Regions from separate parts of the Homo sapiens genome. Here region 2 is linked to region 1. The links are chromatin contacts, found by Hi-C or POLR2A ChIA-PET in ENCODE. All regions are on one chromosome and are shown on one strand. Each heading gives the region's core, a stretch centred on a gene start or an enhancer-like site at or near the end of the contact. The rest is flanking DNA. Distances are from core to core; before and after follow the strand shown.

Region 1 (7,025 bases), core at 1,301-3,800:
GTTGCTGGATTTGCTTATTTCCCTCCTTGAGAGATTTCAGACATTTACTTTAATAGAGTGAATTTCATACACTAGTGCTTCCTACCAGACCGTTTCTCTAACTTGCAGACTGCACATTTCCATGTAGACATTCCTTCATAGTTCTGCAATTAAATTGGCTGGGAGGACAATAAACTATTTTCAGAAACAGATTTATCAGATTATGAAATTTCATACTAAACGGCCGCATTTGGTGTCACTGATTCCTCCCTTTACCCATTCTCCATCCACTCACCCTCTGTACCCTGTTTATGGCAGATTTTTCTCTAGACTGTTTTTTCCCGTTTGATTTCTGCTTTGGCCGTAAGAAATGAGTCACTTAATTTTAAAATGCACAACTTTCAGTCTCTTAGTGGGTCATCAGATACTACTATCTTTCTTCCAAGCAGCCTTTCTTTCTTCTAGAAAACCTTTTTAAAAACTTTTTAAAAGTTTACCACTGATTCTTTCTCTTTCTGGTCCTTCAGTATTCTCAGCCGATCTCTAAGGACTTTTTTTTTCTGTTTACCAAACTGAGCTTTCTGGGAATTTTCTTTGGCTTTTCTTTCTCTTCCTTGGTCTTTGTTTTAGTTGTTTTTACAATTTGGTTTTGTTGTTGTTGTTGTTGTTAGCACATTTGCAGAAGAAACACAGGAGGTTAAACTGTTAGATAATATAAGGCTTAGGAATAGTCAGTGGTCTCTTATCTTTTCCAACCTCTACAGAGCTTGATAAGGAAAGAATATGGGGAATGTGCCACTCATGGCAGAGCTTCCGGACAAATTAGAGTTGATTGATAAGCAGGCTATGGTGTGTGTGTGTGTGCTTGCACATGCGTGTGTGCACATGAGCATGTGTATGCCCATACTGGGAGTAGCTAATGCAGAATAAGTCTGCAGAAAGGGGTTTTACCTGAACGTATGGTGCAGAATAAATGAATGAAATCAGCTAGGCTTACTGAAAAAGACATAAAAGCATCTCTGCATCTTTTTTCTTCATTTATTTGAAATTGCATTGCAGCAGAGGGCACATCTGATCTTGGAGGTTGGATATTGTGGGGGACTGGGCAGCAATCCAGTATCCCTTCTGAGCAGATACTCTTTTCTATCTGGAAGGTTGTGATAACAGTTGCTTTGGCAATGACCAGAGGAGGATTTGAGATGTATCGGTGAGTGCTTTACATCCCTCCTCTGGAAAGGATTCTCTCTTTTACTAGTAAATCCTTTTAATTCAATTAGTTAATTCAACTGTTTCAATAAAGAGATTCAAATTTGACAAATAGACTCCTCTTTCCTTTTATTTTATTTTATTTTTTTGAGATGGAGTCTCGCTGTGTCACCCAGGCTGGAGTGCAGTGGCGTGATCTCGGCTCACTGCAAGCTCTGCATCCTGGGTCCATGCCATTCTCCTGCCTCAGCCTCCCGAGTAGCTGGGACTACAGGTGCCCACCACCATGCCTGGTTAATTTTTTGTATTTTTAGTAGAGATGGGGTTTCACCACGTTAGCCAGAATGATCTCGATCTCCTGACCTCGTGATCTGCCTGCCTCGGCCTCCCAAAGTGCTGGGATTACAGGCATGAGCCACTGTGTCTGGCCTCCTTTTATTTTTATTGCTAGCTTAGTCCACTGTGATTTAGGCTTAAGACTTCAGAAGAGTACTCTGTCATGCGCAAGCACTGGACTTGGAGTTGGGAGACCTGAAGTTTATGCCTGAATGCTCCCATCTAGCCAGAAGCTCTAAGAGAAGTTTCTTAACACTCAAGATTCCAGCTTCTTTTTCTGGGAAATGAAGGCTAATTCCTAAGATCTTATAGAACTCAGGAACTCTGACCAAAGCATATCACCTCATGGGGTGATACGTGCAAAATTAGGTATATAGTTGTTTGTTTTATTGGTGGGTGACCTTAGACAAGACTTCGCCTCTTTAGATCTATTACTTTGGGTGAACTGGATCCTTGCAGCCCAGGGACCAGCAGGATGGGAAAAAACTCTCTCTTTGACCTTTGAATCTGAAAAACTAAACAGTCAAAAAATATGAAGGTGAGAAATAATATCCTAGCCCAGGTCATCCAGAGTAGATATTTACACTGTAACATTTTCTGTGCTGTGGACATGGATGGTGGCAGCATGATGCTGGTATCAGACTGTTCCTGTGAGGAAAAGGCTGCTGCAATGAGAGAGGCCTATGGTGTCGAGAGCCTGTTGGGCTTTCCAGGTAGGCAGATTTCAGTCATTAGCTCTGTAACTTTGGGCATGTTAGCTCTGAGATTGTAAAAGGGGCTGACAGCACCTGTTTTGGTTGGGAGGATGGGTGTGTAGCACTTAGCATAGTGCCACACCAAGAACTCTCTTGTGAAAGGGAACAAGAAGGCCTCCCAGAGGTCGCCGTGGCCAGCTTCCCCTGAGGTCTGATTAATCCTCTCTTTTAGTGAAACTTTCTGCTGAGTCATTGTGTCTGAAACCCAGAGGCATGTGAGACCATGCCACATCCTGGGTCAGGAAGTCCCCTTTCACCTGCTTAACCGATGTGCAGGTGACGGACCATTAGACGCTCGTGGTAAGGGTGGGTCACAGTCTGGTGGTGAGATCTGCTCCGTACAGACGATATGGTAAGAACAGATCATCTATTGAGAGTGAAAATCTCCGTGAGAGGAATCTAGGCTTTTCCCCCTTCGTTTTATAATACGTTTAGCAGGTAATAAGTTCACATGCTACAAAACTTAAAAGATAAAAAGGATTTACACTATAAAATACATCTCCCACCTGCCTCTGCTACTAGTATAGTGTGTGTATATATTATATACACATGCTATCTATATGTAGGTAATACATATATAATATGCTATGCAATACATATATATATTGATACAATGTATATTGCTATGCAATACATATATATTGATACAATGTATATATTGCTATGCAATACATATATAGATACTATATATTGCTATGCAATACATATATAGATACTATATATTGCTATGCAATACATATATAGATACTATATATTGCTATGCAATACATATATAGATACCATATATTGCTGTGCAATACATATATAGATACTATATATTGCTATGCAATACATATATATTGCTATGCAATACATATATATTGCTATGCAATACATATGTGTATTGCTATGCAATACACATGTGTATTGCTATGCAGTACATATATGTATATATTGCTATGCAATACATATATATATATTGCTATGCAATACATATATATATATTGCTGTGCAATACATATATATATATTGCTGTGCAATACATATATATATTGCTATTCAATACATATATATATTGCTGTGCAATACATATATATATATTGCTGTGCAATACATATATATATTGCTATTCAATACATATATATATTGCTATTCAATACATATATATATAGCTATGCAATACATATATATATATTGCTATGCAATACATATATATATTGCTATGCAATACATATATATATATTGCTATGCAATACATATATATATATTGCTATGCAATACATATATATATATTGCTATGCAATACATATATATATTGCTATGCAATACATATATATATTGCTATGCAATACATATATATATATTGCTATGCAATACATATATATATTGCTATGCAATACATATATATATTGCTATGCAATACATATATATATATTGCTATGCAATACATATATATATATTGCTATGCAATACATATATATATATTGCTATGCAATACATATATATATATTGCTATGCAATACATATATATAGATGTCTCTTCTCAACAGCTTAGATGAAAACACCACGATATATATATATCATGTGTGTGTATAATATATACACATTAAAGCTACTTAGGTGATTCTGGTGCAGCCAGGTTTGTAAGCTAATAATCTACGTTCTAGATTCATATTTTCTCTTCTGCTTCTCCAAGGCCTGCCCTCCCACTTCTCTTTTTCAGTGCTAATACTTGCAATCACCCTAGGTGATAGACACTCAAAATACTTCTGCTAAGAATAGAAGCCTGCTTGCATTTTCCCTAGGCAAGTTGTCATTGGGGCAACTGATTCAGAATACATCTCAACAATTCCAACAACCTCAAGTAACCTGTATAAAAGATAGGACTCTCTGAAGTCCAGTTTTGCAACTAATACCAATGAGGGAAACACAAATTTGACTTCTCAGGATTGGAGAGAAACATTTCTCATGATGTAGACATGTGTATCATAGGAAACATCCTACAGACAGTTTTCTTAAAATCTTGTATAGATCTTGTTCTTGTCTTCAACATTTCACATTCACATTCACAGAAGCTTCTGAAATCCCTCCATCTTTCACCTCACTATGTCGCTTGTTTGTCTATCCTCTGCCCTCATGTTGACTTCCTGTTGGGTGACAACTGGCACTTCAGGTTCTGGATTCTGGCTGAGCTGAGACACTCCAAGGTGGCTGGTGGTGGTCTGGGCAACTCCAGGTACTCAGGCATTTCCTTGCTTCACTTTTTTTTTTTTTTAAACAGAGTCTTACTCTGTTACCCAGGCTGGAGTGCAGTGGTGCGATCTTGGCTCATTGCAACCTCCGCCTCCTGGATTCAAGCGACTCTCCTGCCTCAGCCTCCTGAGTGGTTGGGATTACAGGCACCTGCCACAATGCCCTGCTCCTTTTTTTGTATTTTTAGTAGAGATGGGGTTTCACCATATGGGCCAGGCTGGTCTCAAACTCTTGACCTCAAGTGATCTGACCACCTTGGCCTCCCTAAGTGCTGGGATTACAGGTGTAAGCCACTGCACCTGGCCATTGTTTCACTCTTTATGGAAGGGAGAGGATATCCTTGGAAACACAATTTCTTCCTGTGACAGATCTTTGGTGAATACAGTCTTCTACCTCATTCACCTTACAGGTGCTGTGCCCACCCATTAAAGGTGGCCTGTTTTCTGGTAACAGCTTCACCTGAGCCTCTCCAAGGCCCTCTTTGCCTAACTTACTGCTACTTTTATCTTCCTTGGCAGTTAAGTAATCCTATACTTGATCATTTGGGTATAATCATTCTGGGTTTGATCCAGTCCTTGAAACTTCCTTTTCTTTCTTTCTTTCTTTTTTTTTTTGAGATGGAGTTTTGCTCTTGTTGCCCAGGCTGGAGTGCAATGGCGCGATCTCGGCTCACCACAATCTCCATCTCCCGGGTTCAGGTGATTCTCCTGCCTCAGCCTCCCGAGTAGCTGGGATTATAGGCATGTGCCACCTTGCCCGGCTAATTTTTGTGTTTTTAGTAGAGACGGGGTTTCTCCATGTTGGTCAGGCTGGTCTCCAACTCCCGACCTCAGGTGATCCACCAGCCTAGGCCTCCCAAAGTGCTGGGATTACAGGCGTGAGCCACAGTGCCTGGCCGAAACTTCCTGTTTTTTATTAGTGTCCTGTGGGCAGTGAACATGTGGTCTGGCCAGGCTTGCATGAAGGTGCTACCCTTGAGTCTGGACATGGGTAGAAATGCTTGTGGATACGTGAAGATCCACATATCTCTGAGATAGATCTACACATCTGTAACATAGCACCTTTAACATTTTCCTTCTCTCAGGGCCTTTGTGCTGGATTAGGGCTTCACTCTCAGTTCTTCTCACAGGCCAACTTGGGAGTTCTACTGTAGGACAGACCCCCACGAAGTTGTTTGTTTTCCCTTTCTGGAACTTGATCAGAGGCAGCTGGTGTCTTGCCTGGATAAGTAGCAAAGTGGGAGAGAAGACAGAAAGGAGGTATTGGTGGGCAAGAGAAGCTCCAGTTGTTAATCTAGTACATCAGAAGAAAGAAGCAATATTGCTACATCTTGGGGAAGCCCAAGAATATGGTCTTTGATCATCAAATGAGCTAATTGGTGTGCAATTTTATTTTATCTTTTTAGGACTCATTGCTTCATAGTTGTGCTGAAAAGCCTTCAAACCTCCGGGGACAAACATTTCCTTAATCAGAACAAAGTTTCAGGAATTTATTAACAAGTATTCGTTAGGTACCCATTGTGTGTTCTGCAAGGTGTTTACTACTATTGAGGACACAAAGAAATATAAGATGTAGCTACCCCCACCCCCATCAAGATCTCTAACTTTGCCTTTGAAGCCTTCACATGATACACTCCTGAACTGTTGAGTCTTGTGTTGCTTATCATTGCTCTTCTCAGAAGATGGAGGAAAACATGAGCTCTGGAGCAGCAATCAAGGCCGTCTTCCTAGAAGATGAGCATTTGAGCTTGACCTAGAAAAATGAGTAAAAAGGAACTTTAGAAACTCAATTCTATTACTGGCTTTGGGGGCTATTACAGCATTTCAAGTGTTTGGTTTTATTTTCAGGTTAGAGAACAGAGGGAAGGAGTGAATCACTGTGAAAGCCTGATGTTTAGGTGGCTGTTTATTTTAGAGACAGAAGAATTCAGTTAATCAAACATATGGGACATCTAGTAAGTATTGGAAACAGTACATGACACTGTTTTCTGATAACTCCAGTTTCTTCAGTCTAGAATAATTCCTCTGCCTTTCTTTAGCTCTTATGACCTTGACACTTTCGAAGATTATAGACCAGTTATTTTGTAGGATGTCCCTCAGTTTGGGTTTGTCTGACGTTGGCTTATGATTTGATTCAGATTGTGCACATGATACAGTTTGGATATTTGTCCCCTCAAAATTTCATGCTGAAGTTTGATCCCAAGTGCTGGAGGTGGGCCCTGGTGGGAGGTATTTGGGTCATTGGAGTGGATCCTTAATGTATGGGGAGCTGCCATTTTGTGGGAGTGAGTTCCCACTGCAACACCTGGTTGTTGACAAGAGGCTGGCACCTCCTCTGCTCCCTCTTTTCCTTTCGTTCTCTCTCCTGCTTCCTCTCTCACTGTGTGATATCAGCCCCACTTTGCTTTCCACCATGAGTGGAGAGATGGCATCTTTGGCAGAAATAGCCGGAAGTGACCATGTATTTTCTCATTGCATCCTATCAAGTGTCACATACTTCTGATTTGTCTCATTTCTG
Region 2 (7,025 bases), core at 3,375-5,874, 4.6 Mb before region 1:
ATGTAGAAACAAACAGATATAAGAATGTATGTCTAACTTCTCTACCCACGTCTTGGGAACCTGGTTGCCATGATGGGTTATTCTGAGCCACTCAGCTTGGTGTGCACTAGAGGCTGTGAGCCAGAGCACCAAGGTGGGCCACCCGGAAATACCTTCAGGTGAGGCCTTTTGGAAACCACTCGGCCACCTTCCTGCTTTCCTGTGGTGGCACTTTTAATCATGCCCCCTTTAAATTGTAGCACAAGGCACTTTGCTAATGTCAAGTCTCTTCCCCCTCTTCGTTGCATGAAGATGTGATGAGGTGAAACTAAGCGGGCAGTGTTCACTGTGAACAGTCAAGCAATGTTCACAAACCCCACCGGTGGTAGGTTTTATGCCCCACATACAATCACAAAACAAAATGAAACAAAACAAAAACAAAACAGAAAACAGAAAAACACACTCATTTTCACTGAGCACTTTGATTTCCTTATTTTTTCTGCTAAATCTTGCACCAAAACTATAAATATATATACATATATACATTTTTAGAATCCCATTGTTTTTCCCTATTCTCTGGCAGAAAGCCTTTGAGCACTAAATTAGCCAAAGAACCAGCTTTTAGGTAAAGAAAGTCATGAAAGTTGGGACTATATTTTATTATCTTAGGGTTCCTCTTCCATCTGCTTTGAGCCTGGATCAAACACTGAAACCTCAAGAACGATTTGTCTGCTCTGTAGAACAATTCACTCTCCAGACTGCACAGATCTGTGCCCCTTGGGCGCAGGGCCCGTGACTTATTAAAAATAACAATAACAATAATAAAAATAAGAACTACATTTTAATAATAACTACGTGTTCTCTCTCTGAGGTAAAGGCTTCTAAGACTCAGAAAATGCTTGAGCAAGGATCATAATTTTTCTTATCATTATCATTAATTAGCTACACCTGACCCCACACTGAACCCCTTACATGAATTCATTCATTTAATCTTTACAGCGAACCCTGTCGTTTTGCAAGGAGGGGACAGAGGCTGAGATTTAGGTAACTCATGAGCCCACGTGGGGGATCAGGCATGTGTGATTCCAAAGCCACTTCAGACCCTGTTTCTCAGGGCATGGGTCCCGGAAACACCCGGGTGCTTGTTTCTAATCAGACCCGGTGCCCACCACACCGCTGACATCTTCAAACCACTGGCCTACACTGGAATTCCTCTCTGTCCCCAGCCCGCCGGTACGCTTCCCTACATCAGCATCGGGGACATTGATGTGGTGGGATAACAGCCCAGATGGAGGAAGAACAGAGTGGCAGCAATGGGGCGGCTCCAGGACCAGAGCAGGCACAGAAGTCGACCTCGGCCTGGGTTCAGCAGTGTGTCTTACACAGATCACAATCAGAACTCCAGGATTGGAAGAAAAACAGAGGGCCAATTTTCAGAATCCTGAGAAAGAAATGGTAACAAGAAGTATGTTCAGGATAAAGCAGAGCTCTTTGAAGGATCCTAAGCAGGTGGGAGAGGGGAGGGGGCTCTCCAGGGCTGGGCATGGGAGCTGGTGGGAGCTGTTTCCCTACTGGAGTAGAATGGGTGGTGAATAGATTCAGCTGGCAGTTTAGGGGGAAGTTGGACCATCCCACCCACAGCTGAGCTTCTGTTTCGGTTCTCTTTTCTGGGCACAATCAAGTACTTGAGGCCTTGATGAGGTTAACCACAGGAAAACCATAAGAAAATGGCTTCAAGGCAGCCAGCCTGAAATAGGGTGTGAAGAGCTCCGTGTTCAACCTCTGGGCTAGCAATGGGTGGGAGGCTACGGAGGACAGGAAGGCAGAGATGGTGAGAAGCTGCCTCTCACCTGCCAGCATCCAGCCTCAACTACATATGAGTCTCCAAAGTCCCCAACAATCATAAGATGGAGTCACTTAGCATGCTCTGCTATTTAGGGAATAGCATAACATTGGACAAGTGACATTTCCTCTCAAAATGCCTTTTATTCAAACAGAAAGATTTCTGTTATCCTACTTGGGCTGTCAGTAATCTTAGCACAGGACCAACAGAAGCCCCAGAATTAAGTCTTCAGCTTCTCCACTGTTTAGTGATCCCTGCTTTGTCTATTTCAATTCAATTACTTTCATATCATTTAGCAAACACTTGAGCTAGTCATCAGAGGGTGAATTAAGAAGTAGAAGTCCAAGAAATGAGTTCCCCCATGGAACTCAAAGCTTTGAGGGTATCAGAATCGTCTGGGGAAGCGGTTACCACACGGATTGCTGGACCCCACCCCTAGAGTGTTTCTGGTTCAGTAGATCAGGTTGGGGCCTGAGAACGTGGATTTCTAACAAGTTCCCAGGTGATGCTGGGGCTGCTGGTCTGGGGACCACACTTGGAAAGCCACTGTCTAGATGAGCGATGTCTAACCTCATGTGAGGATGTGCCATGACAATCTCTAGAGAAGTGTTTTGATATTACACGAGACAGGCCCTGCCCCTTGGAAGCTCAGCTTTCACCCAATCTGGTAAGAAGAGTGGGGAGAACTCATTCAGGTAATTCTTTAACCACTTCATAGCTATGCATTTGACAAATTTGGAAACAGTCTAAATTCACTTAAAAGAGGGAAGAACTTCTGGCACTGCGTTATCGGTAACACCCAAGAAGTATTTACAAAACTCTCATGTTGGGTGGATCTATTGAGACATGAATCTGTGCTTTGTTCCTCTGGCAGCAGGAGACTTGAAAGCAGGGATTCTCCTTCCCACAGCTACACAGCTAACAGGGAGCAGAGTCAGAATTTAAAGTCAGGGCTCCTGGAGCTTAGGGTTTTAGACCTCCCTGAGCTGCTGAGTCTTAGGCTGAGTACTCACTTCTATGCTTGGCCTTTGTGCTTGGCAGTATCCAAGTCTTCTTTCTGCCCCTTCCTAATTTATGAGTAGGGAACATGCAGCAGTAACACACTAGAACAAGGGCACAGAATTGTTCCTCACAGGGCTAGACGGTCAATTCCTAAGGCTCTGCCATGCAGTTCCTATTGAAGCTACTCAAGTGTGCCATTGTAGCATGAACATGGCCACAGGCAATATATAAATGAGAGAGTACAAGCCAGGCACAGTGATTCATGCCTGTAATCCCAGCACTTTGGGAGGCCGAAGCGGGTGGATCACCTGAGGTCAGGGTTTGAGACCAGCCTGGCCAACATGGTGAAACCCCGTCTGTACAAAAAATACAAAAAGCCAGACATGGTGGCACGTGCTATAATCCCAGCTACTAGGGAGGCAGAGGTAAGAGAATCACTTGAACCCAGAAGGCAGAGGTTGCAGTGAGCCGAGATTGCGCCACTGCACTCTGGCCTGGGCGACAACAGCAAGACCCTGTCTCAAAAAAAAAAAAAAAAAGTCCTGTTGGAATACTGCTGTACTCTTTTTTTTTTTTTTTTTTTTGAGATGGAGTCTTGCTCTGTCACCCAGGCTGGAGTGCAGTAGCGCGATCTCAGCTCACTGCAACATCTGCCTCATGGGTTCAAGCCATTTTCCTGCCTCAGCCTCCCTAGTAGCTGGGATTACAGGTGCCTGCCACCACACCCGGCTAATTTTTGTATTTTTTAGTAGAGATGGGGTTTCTCCATGTTGCTCAGGCTGGTCTCAAACTCCTGATCTTAAATGATCTGCCCACCTCGGCCTCCCGAAGTGCTAGGATTACAGGCGTGAGCCACTGTGCCCGGCCCCAGCAAGACTTTATTTACAAAAAAGAGTGGTGGGTCAGATTTGGCCTGCAGGCCATAGTTTGCTGACTGCTGCTCTATAAGATGAATGTTGGAAAGAAAGACCAGGAGCTTCCAATAAGCCTTGAAGCTTCAGGCTTCAGCCAATTCCAGCAGACTGTGTTCTGGCTCCCTTCTGAATCACTCTGGCATGATCTGCAATGTCTGAGAAAATCGCAAGGTGCTGCTGAAGGCAGATGGAGAGGGGGTTACCTGAACACGAGGGCTCCATCCCGAAGGCCCAAGGAAATGAAGTCGCTGTTGGGTCTCATGGGGCTGTCTCCCCTCCACAGCAAAAGGCCATCCTTGGCAGTTGTTTTAAACCTCATGAACACATTTGATCTTGATCCTGACACCCTGGAGGAAATACACAAATAAGTCCACCAAATCAACCACCAACATCTGTTTCCGAGTAATTCCAGTTTTGTCTGCCAGCCCTGAGGAACCAGATGTAAGGATAGTCTGGCACTTTCTGACACTTACTTCATTACCACGAGTCGCACCACGGGTCTAAAGGTCTGGACTGCTCACTCAGCAGCAGTCTCTCTCCCCAAGCACTGTGAACCCCACCAGAGAGCATTTGCTGAGTGACAGATTAGCAAGACTATGGCCAATGTCACAGCTTAGGCTGCACCCCCATACACACCTCATTCTTTTCTCTTTCCTGTTTTACTACTCAGGGGCCCCATTCCCCAACAGAAAGTGTGTTTCCTAATTACCAAGAGGTTCAAATTGGCAGCCACTCTGGGCTAGGACCACGGCTGTGGATGGCCAGCTCTGGCCGGTGACTGTCCTTGGGGACAAGGTCTAGACAGGGAAAATACCCAAGCGATGGCGTCTCAGACAAAGGAACAAGGCCTGATAGTGAATGGTCTGGAGTGGTGTTGAGGCAGAGCCAGGGTGGAGAAGAACAGGAAGCTTCGAGGAAAGGAGGGGTGCTCAGGCTAGGCCAGCTCCATGCTCTATAGCCACGGCTGGGAATAGGTTCACAGGCTGACATGCTCTTAGCAATGCTTGGGAATAGACTAGTTCAGAAATTCATTCTTATTAGTGTGATCAGTGTTTCATCTTGCACAGAGAAAAGAGGAAGGCTGAGGTCCTTGAATCAAGGGTGAGATAGGAGGAAACATAATTTAACATTGCTACTAGCATAATGTCATTGGAAAAGTTTCTTTGTCCATTCTCTAGTCACTTGAGCCATCCCTCTGTCTGTCTCACACACCTGGGTCTGTGTCTGCAGTGTCCTCAATCGTGAACAGTGGAGGGAACTATTATCTAGGCTTCCCAGAGCCTGAGCTCGTCAGGAAGAGACCAAGTTTGCATTTCCCATGCAGGGCCTCAGAACAGTGAGGGAAGAGCGAGGCCCCCCAGGCCAGGTTCAGCACAATCTAGCACTGACCCATTCCCTAGAGACCTGCTTTGCCCAGATTTTCGCTCAGGTTCCTTCCCTCTCCCATTTGCCTTGGGTATATTGATTGGTTACAAGCCAATCAAGAGGTTCTCATTTCTCTTGCCAGTGATTGGTTTAGGGGCAGGCATGTGGCAGCACAGAAGAGACACAATCATATCCCTTTTGTCCAATGAGATACAATTCTGGGAAGAATTCCTTCTCTTTTAAAAAGAGTCATATGAGAAAAAAAGTCTTTTGGACTTCCACTGGATGTAGTCAGAGTCATCTTATGTGCAGCTTATGGGCAGCTGGGGAGTGGCCTCTGGAGAAGACGCTGAGGACAGCAAGCAAGAAATAGGGATGAGATTGGAATATTTGAGGGTACAGCTGCTTCTCTTAATTAATCAACCCAAGATCCAGTGTAAGTCTGGACTCCTTGTGATATGAAATAGTAAATATCCCTCATGGGTAAGGCATTTTAAGCTGAACTTTCTGTTACTTGGCACCAAAGATATCTGACTGAAATAGACCCTGAACTTGACTTTTACCTGCAGCCTCACACACATGCATTTATACTTTCATATACATACACACACACACACACACATGCATGCGCACACACACATACACACACACTATGGCCCTTGAGGTAGCTGTGGTTTTGGGCCTCATGTCTCCTGCTCTCATCAAGCCCCTCTACTCCCCCAAACCACCTAGTGGTCTCTCACTAACCCCCAGAGACTGAAGGCTTGGGCCCCTTTCACGCTGTCACTGCTTTCTAGGGACTGAATGACCTTCCATCTTTGGAGAGAAAGGGCTGAAGAAGGAGGACGGTCTCTCTTGGCTGGGAATCCATTTTACCTAAGTCCCCATGCCAAGACAACGTAGATTAATACAACCTGGGATTAGAGAAGTGAAGCAGTGTCTGCCTGGTGTGTGTTGGGCGTTACCAGGGACATCCAATGCCCTAGGAGAATTCCTCCCAACCACATTTTGTTCCCTGAAAAGCCACCAAACTCCACCCTAAGAACTGGATGCCTTTCGCTTAAAGATTTGCCCTTGTGTGTTAAGATGCAGTCAATCTGAAGAGGAAGGAAAATCCCAGAATGATTGTGTGGGGAGCAGAAAGGGGAATAGCACACTAGAAACCACAAAGAACTGGGGAAGGGAAAGAAAGAGATAAGGGGCAAACTGAAAGTGCCAAAGACAAGCTTGACCGAGTTGAGGATTTTGCCATGTCAAAGGCTATTCCAAACCAAGAGCGAGGACTCCAGGCCAGGGCTGGGACTTCTGCCACCAGGGGTGAGATGCCATGGCTGTGACTTGGGCATTTCCCTGTATCCACATGAAGAGAGCTGAGAAGCCTCTCACTGAACTGGCCAGAGCCTGAAGAGGACAAGAGACCTTTGCTGATGAAGACGCAGGGTAGGTATGGACTCAGCAGGGAATGGGCTTGGATCTGTCTGTCCTTCTGCTGCTGGCCCAGGTCAGAGCTGCACACTCTGGCCACGGCACAGCACGGAACTGCCCTGCTCACAGAATCATAGTCATCACTCAGGCTTCAGGAACATCACATTCTCACTGTTTCTCGAAGCCTGAATACTGGAAACTCTGGGACCAGTCGTGTCTCTCTCTCCAGGCCCTTTGACCAGAAAGATACTGGATCTTTTGTAACAGGGTTATCTGAAAGGTCAATTTCTCAAGTTTAGTTTGTTTTTTGTTTTATTTTGCTCTAGTTTCTATGTTTATTTCTTGTTGTGTGTGTTTTTCCCCTGAGGCCATGGCTGAATGGTCTTCTTTGAGAATTATCTTCTGGCATGAAATATAAGAAAAAGCCCTGAGAAAGATATAGAGAAATTTACCCCCAGAAAGCTGAGGAAGGTGCCTGTTGAAGCTTATTACCTCTT

Evidence for each region. Hi-C counts contacts between places; a loop is a spot of excess contacts on that map. ChIA-PET counts read pairs that join two places held with the same protein, here RNA polymerase II (POLR2A). Pooled maps may share reads with other maps.
Region 2: a loop to region 1 is called in a pooled map, with 26 times the contacts of the local background. The contact joins two enhancer-like sites. A Hi-C loop is called at or near these places in 1 of 37 single-sample maps with no recorded cell type and 2 of 50 pooled maps. POLR2A ChIA-PET finds 5 or more read pairs at or near these places in 1 of 52 experiments (PC-9).

The regions. Positions count from the first base shown.
Region 1 is chr5:33,845,721-33,852,745 of GRCh38, reverse strand. The region is part of intron 2 of ADAMTS12 (ADAM metallopeptidase with thrombospondin type 1 motif 12); the gene reads left to right. Among named protein-coding and RNA genes, the nearest start is that of ADAMTS12, 43 kb to the left of the region's middle. RefSeq lists an enhancer at 2,343-2,844. Within about 2 kb of position 2,550, at least 4 of the 41 ENCODE cell types and tissues checked have a DNase peak (open chromatin) inside an H3K27ac peak, as active enhancers do.
Region 2 is chr5:38,448,375-38,455,399 of GRCh38, reverse strand. EGFLAM (EGF like, fibronectin type III and laminin G domains) reads right to left here. Exons shown (of 22, transcript NM_152403.4): 18 at 7,021-7,025; 19 at 3,942-4,085. The region is part of intron 1 of EGFLAM-AS5 (EGFLAM antisense RNA 5); the gene reads left to right. Among named protein-coding and RNA genes, the nearest start is that of EGFLAM-AS5, 16 kb to the left of the region's middle. Within about 2 kb of position 4,624, at least 2 of the 41 ENCODE cell types and tissues checked have a DNase peak (open chromatin) inside an H3K27ac peak, as active enhancers do.